Linked DNA regions of Homo sapiens: region 2 is linked to region 1. A link is a loop called in an ENCODE intact Hi-C map of the cell type or tissue named here. Cell type or tissue: CD14-positive monocyte. All regions are shown on one strand. Links, peaks and the distances in the headings refer to the core of each region. The heading gives the core; the rest is flanking DNA. Region 1 has its middle 4.1 kb from the start of RBM28. Region 2 has its middle 16 kb from the start of IMPDH1.

Region 1 (2,915 bases), core at 196-2,695:
GTCTTTGGAATTTAAGCATGTCAATGCAGTCTCTCTCTCTCTCTCTCTCTCTCTCTCTCTCTCTCTCTCTCTCTCTCTCTCTCTATATATATATATATATATATATATATATATATATATATATATATATATAATTGAAGAAAAATGTGAGCCCCTTAAAGATTTTTTAAGATTAGGAAACAAAACTAAGTCAGAAGGAGCCAAAATAGGACCTTAAGGTGGATGCCTAATGGTTTCCCATTAACACTCTTGAAAAATTGCCCTTGTTTGAGAGAGGAGTGAGCAAGAGCACTGTGATGGAGAAGGGCCCTCTCTGTTGAAGGTTTCCCCTAGGTATTTTTCTGCTAAAGGTTTGGCTAACTTTCTCAGAACCCTCTCACAATAAGCAGATGTTATCATTCTTTGGCCCTCCAGAAAGTCAGACAGAAAAAAAAAAAAATGCCTTGTAGGCCCGGTGTGGTGGCTCATGCCTGTAATCCCAGCACTTTGGGAGGCCAAGGCGGGCGGATCACCTGAGGTTGGGAGTTTGAGACCAGCCTCAGAAACATGATGAAACTCCATCTCTACCGAAAGTACAAAATATTAGCTGGGCTGTGGTGGCATGCACCTGTGGTCTCAGCTACTCTGAGGCTGAGGTGGGAGGATCGCTTGACCTGGGGAGGCGGAGGTTGCAGTGAGCTATCGTGCCACTGCACTGCACTCTGGGTGACAGAGTGAGACCCCATCTCAAAACAATAACAATAAAAATTTAAAAATAAATTTAAAAATATTACTCAGGAAAGGAAGCTTTGAAATACAAAACAGATTTTTAAGGTTGCTATGTTAATCCTATCCAGGATAAAGAGAAACAAACAGATAAAGGCAATGGGATGGATCATGTAACAAAGTTGGTTTGGGACTCCACATCCTCCTCTTCCTTCTCCTTCCCTCCTGCCCACTCCTATCACCTTAGGAATTAAAATTCCACCCCCAAAGATTAAATTGTGAGCTTCAGAACCCCAGCTAAGGGGAAGCCTTCCTAGTCCTGGCTGCAGTCTGTACAAGGAAAACAATCCTGAGAAGATTGTTCCAATATTCCTTTGTGAGACCCTCCACAAATGCTAAGTTTTAAATAGCTCTGATCCAAATCTTCCTTAATTTAGGACAAATCTAACTGTGTCTCTATGCCCATCAGGGGGCAGCAGCCACCCACAGTGCAGGGTTCTGTGCCCTTCTGGGAGGACAACAGTGCAGCTGACCCTTTCTACCCTCCCCACGGTTCAGACCTGGTTCCCCGATCTGTCTCTCAGCCCAATCCCCTCCAATCCATTTATATCAGGGCAGGCAATGGTTCTTTCCTCAGGAATATTTGCTCATCCATCTACCCAAGACACATGCAGCAATCTTTATTAAATAGCAGGTGCTGTGCTACCCTGCATCACACCAGCAATGTGGCTTCCAGGGGAAATAAACTGCTGGCCTCCTCCTCATCCATCACTGTGCAGGAGCCAGGAAAGGAAGTAAGAGAGGCCTGGGCTGTTCTCAGCCAGCCTCTTCCAGATCCCATCCCTCTAGCTCCACTCCCCCTGGCAAGCTAAACCTTCTTATAATACAGAATAGTTCTTGGCCTTAACACTTGTCACAACTATAATTAATTACTTGTGCTATTGTGATTATTTATGTCATTAGTTGTTTAACATCTGCCTTCCCCCAACAGGCTTTCAATTTCGTAAATTCATGGCTGGTGTCTACCTCGTTCACCTGTCTATTCCCAGCACCTAGTACGTCATAGGCATTCAGTAAATATTCTTTAAGAGATTGAATGAATGAATAAATGAATGAATGTGAGTTTGTCTTTCAGTCCCCACAATACCAAGACTTGGAACTGAAGGGTGTAGGCATTAGGATCTACCTGGATTCTTCCTGGGAAACCCACTCTGGGTAAGGGATGAGGCATGAGACAAAAGGAAAGGATCCTCTAAACAAAATCTTGGCCTCTTTATGAAGTAAAAGGGCTGAGGTTATCCTTGCTGAGGAAAATCAAAGAAGTGTTGGAGCTGGTGAACACCGAGCTGTATTCCCTCAACTCCCTCCTGCCTCCCCCCAACTCCATTTAGAGCTGCCATACAGAAAAGGAGTGTATGTGCAGAAGTGTGTGTGTGTGTGTGTGTGTGTGTGTGAGAGAGAGAGAGAGAGAGAGACCAATAGACAGGCCAACAGAGAGACTGGCTAGGGTATTCAGGGCTTGGACTGCTCTTTCGGGAAGTGTGTGCATGAACCCAAGGACCCTTGTTGGGGAGAGTGAGTGAGAGAGACAGGAGCTGGCAAGGACCAGTGTGAGGAAGAGATGGCATCGAGGAGCTGAGTGTGAGCAGAGGCAGATGAGAGGCAGATAGAAGAGTGAGTGGGAAAGAAAGGGAGCAGTTTCTCAGAGCAGCAACAATCCTTGCATGACACAAAGCAACTCTGATGCTGGGCCCACTGCAGCCACTATGACACCAGTGAGAAATGCCTGTAATTAGGAGGTTGGCAGTTCTCTGGGCCTCAGCCCAGAGTGAGGATGCAGCAAGAATTTCTGAGCCAGGTGATGGAGGAGACGCAATCAAAACCATTCTAGTCCCATCCCTCCACCGCACCGGCACCACCTCCCTCCCATTTCTCTTCCCCACTATGATTCTCTCTCTCCTCCAAACACAACTGATTCTCCTCCTCCATCTGAGGTCCCAGGCCCTGGACGCTCCTCTCAGCCAAGACAGATGTTCATCTGCAAGGAGAGTAGTGCTTGAATTCTTCCACTCCTGCATTGGACCTGGTCTGGCCAAGGGCTCTACCCTCTCCTGGCTTCCCTGCCTGCTTCCCTCTTGGCTCCCAAGCCTCCCTTCCAGTCCCCAGGAGCTGATGGGCAAAGTTGGAAGAAAAAAATCACGAGGTTCCTG
Region 2 (2,915 bases), core at 224-2,723, 78 kb after region 1:
AAGCCTTGGTTGGGTGCAGAGGCCCAGCAACTACACAGGCCCTTCAGCTGTCCTTTCTTCTAGATTCAGGAAGAGCCCACATGGTTTATAAACATAGTTCCCATTAAGTCCAGCAACAAACAGGCTGGAAATCCAACTCTTATGCCCCTTACTCCATTCCTTGGATTCATATTCTTATTGCAGCCATGCCCTAATTCCACTTCTGGGAGTAGGTGGCAGGTACCCCCCTGGACCTGAGGTTCATCATGCTGTAGGGCAAATCATGTGGGATGGAGCAGGGAGCTGTGGGAAAAGATATTCCTCCATAGTCCTGCCTGAGGCTTTGGAGTAGATCCCAGAGAGTCCCTTGGCCAAAGTTATGGGGACTAGCTGAGTGATGTGGTGAATGTCCATGAGCTTGGCAGACAGAAGCCTGGCTGAAACCCTTAGTTCCTTCCATATTAGCTATATGACCATGGACAGGCATTCTGGGTTGTTTCTTCCTCTGAAAAATGAGGATGATAGTGACTTCTGTTAACATGCTATGAGGAACAGCAGTTTATTAATATTAAGTAAACACCTGGCACATAGCAGTTGCTTCATAAAGCTATTATTACCATGATAGTTGAAGCCAAACAGCTGCCCTGAGAATTTTCATACACACTCTGCAGACATGAGCTCTGGCAGCCTGAGACTTGGTTTCACTTGACCTCGGGCTGTGTTCAGAGTGAAAGGATGAAGTATTATTGTTAATTCACTAAAACTAGTGTTTTATCTCCTAACTATTGGAATGATTTCATTGTTATTGTTTTCATTACATGTGCACACCTAACTTGCATGGATGAAATATAAGCCTAGTATGAATACAGATGTCATAATCAAAGACAAAATGGTGATTAAAAAGAAGAAATCTAGAGAAATTGTTTTGCTAAACTCTCTTACCGAAGAACCTTAAGCACATTAAAAATTAGCTTTAGGCCAGGCGCGGTAGCTCACACCTGTAATCCCAGCACTTTGAGAGGCCGAGGCGGGCGGATCAACTGAGGTCAGGAGTTCGAGACCAGCCTGACCAATATGGTGAAACCCTGTCTCTACTAAAAAATACAAAAATTAGCCGGGCGTGGTGACAGGCGCCTCTAATCCCAGCTACTCAGGAGGCTGAGGCAGGAGAATCGCTTGAACCTGGGAGGTGGAGGTTGCAGTGAGCCGAGATCGTGCCATTGCACTCCAGCCTGGGCGACAGAGCAAGACTCCATCTCAAAAAAAACAAAAATTAGCTTTAATTTTTTAGTTTTTACAACATGGCCTTAATTTTAATCTTGAGTTTGTAATTACTTTGTGTACCATGGTACAGTGGCTAATAAAAATAAGTTAAATCTGTAAACAGTCACATAAACTTTTTCAAAGCAAATTGGCTTGGATGGCTGCACCTGAATCCATGTCGGGGGGTGCTGAGACAAGACTGCCCCCTTCTGGGACTCTCCAGTACTGCAGTGACTCCTTGCTCAGGCAGGCTCTTTGCCTTCATTCACTGGAATGGGGCCCTGGTAGAACCGGGGCCATCCCTTTCTGTCTTCACAGCTGTGGGCCTCTCCATGGTGTTCAGACTGCTAGAGGACAATGGTCTTCAAGTGTCTTGGGTTTTCAGAAGCCTTTCTGGATCTCTCTTTGAGGAAAGAGGCCGCATCTACTCCTCAACATTGCCTTACATTGGTATAGGCTACCCAGTTTAAAGAACAGTTTCAGCTGGGCGTGGTGGCTCACGCCTGTAATCTCAGCACTTTGGGAGGTCAAAGTGGGCAGATCATGAGGTCAGGAGTTCATGACCAGCCTGGCTAACATGGTGTAACCCCGTCTCTACTAAAAATACAAAAATTAGCCGGACGTGGTGGGGGACATCTGTAATCCCAGCTACTCAGGAGGCTGAGGCCGAAGAATTGCTTGAACTCGGGAGGTGGACGTTGCAGTGAGCTGAGATCGGGCCACTGCACTCCAGCCTGGTCGGACAGAGCAAGAATCTGTCTGGGGGGAAAAAAAAAAAAGGAAAAAAGGACAGTTTTACACTCATTATTTCACATGTCATCATAATCCTGTGACTTAAGATGAGACACAAATGATTATCCTCCTTGTACACGGAAGAATAAAGGTTAAGAGACAGTAAGTGGCTTGCCCAAGAGCACACAGCCAGTAAATGGGAAAGAAGTTCTAGAACCCAGGCCTTTGGATATGGGGTTTGCATTCTTTCTTCCTAACCATAATAAAAATATTACCTTTATTTCCACAATATTCTATTTACTATGTGGTAGGTCAGTGATTTTCAACCTTGCTGCACACTAAAATCTCCTGGGGTTCTTAAATAACTCTCCTATCTGGGCCCCTCCTCCACCAATTACATTGAATCCGTGGGTGGAGTTCCAGACATCTGTGGGTTCATTAGCTCCTCCAGGTGTTTCTAATGTACAGCACCAAGTGCCATGTGTGGGGGCTTTATAAACACCTTCTCATTTAAACCTCCTCACAAATCCCATCAGCTAGGTATACCAGCCACGTGCTGATAGGATACGTAAATTGCCCAGCTGACCTTAGATAGCCCCTAATACCACAATTCCCAAACTGTTCACTAAGGTGTTCCAAGTCTCCACAATGGATTCACAGAGATTCCACATGATATTTGAAAAATATCAAGGAAAGTCCAGGTGTGGGGGATCACGCCTGTAATCCCAGCACTTTGGGGGGCCAAGGCGGGTGGATCACTTGAGGTCAGGAGTTCGAGACCAGCCTGCCAACATGGTGAAACCCCGTCTCTACTAAAAATACAAAAAAAAAAATTAGCCAGGTATGCTGGCAGGTGCCTGTAATCCCAGCTACTCAGGAGGGTGAAGCAGGAGAATTGCTTGAACCTGGGAGGCAGAGGTTGTAGTGAGCCGAGACCGGGC

The links. Peaks named below come from ENCODE experiments on the same cell type or tissue, not always from the same donor. Only the 100,000 strongest peaks of a DNase experiment are listed, where the experiment ranks them.
Region 2: it touches region 1 in a loop (5-fold over the local background); 20 of 110 quality-filtered maps call a loop at or near these places.

What each region holds. Positions count from the first base shown.
Region 1 is chr7:128,346,570-128,349,484 of GRCh38, forward strand. No RefSeq gene overlaps it. Among named protein-coding and RNA genes, the nearest start is that of RBM28, 4.1 kb to the left of the region's middle. RefSeq lists an enhancer at 1,176-1,255. In CD14-positive monocyte, for the core only: CTCF peaks have their summits at 1,175 (motif pointing right) and 1,384; a DNase peak (open chromatin) is centred at 1,192; H3K27me3 peaks cover 94 bases.
Region 2 is chr7:128,424,514-128,427,428 of GRCh38, forward strand. No RefSeq gene overlaps it. Among named protein-coding and RNA genes, the nearest start is that of IMPDH1, 16 kb to the left of the region's middle. RefSeq lists a silencer at 1,379-1,538. In CD14-positive monocyte, for the core only: CTCF peaks have their summits at 1,449 (motif pointing left) and 1,648; a DNase peak (open chromatin) is centred at 1,458; H3K27ac peaks cover 252 bases.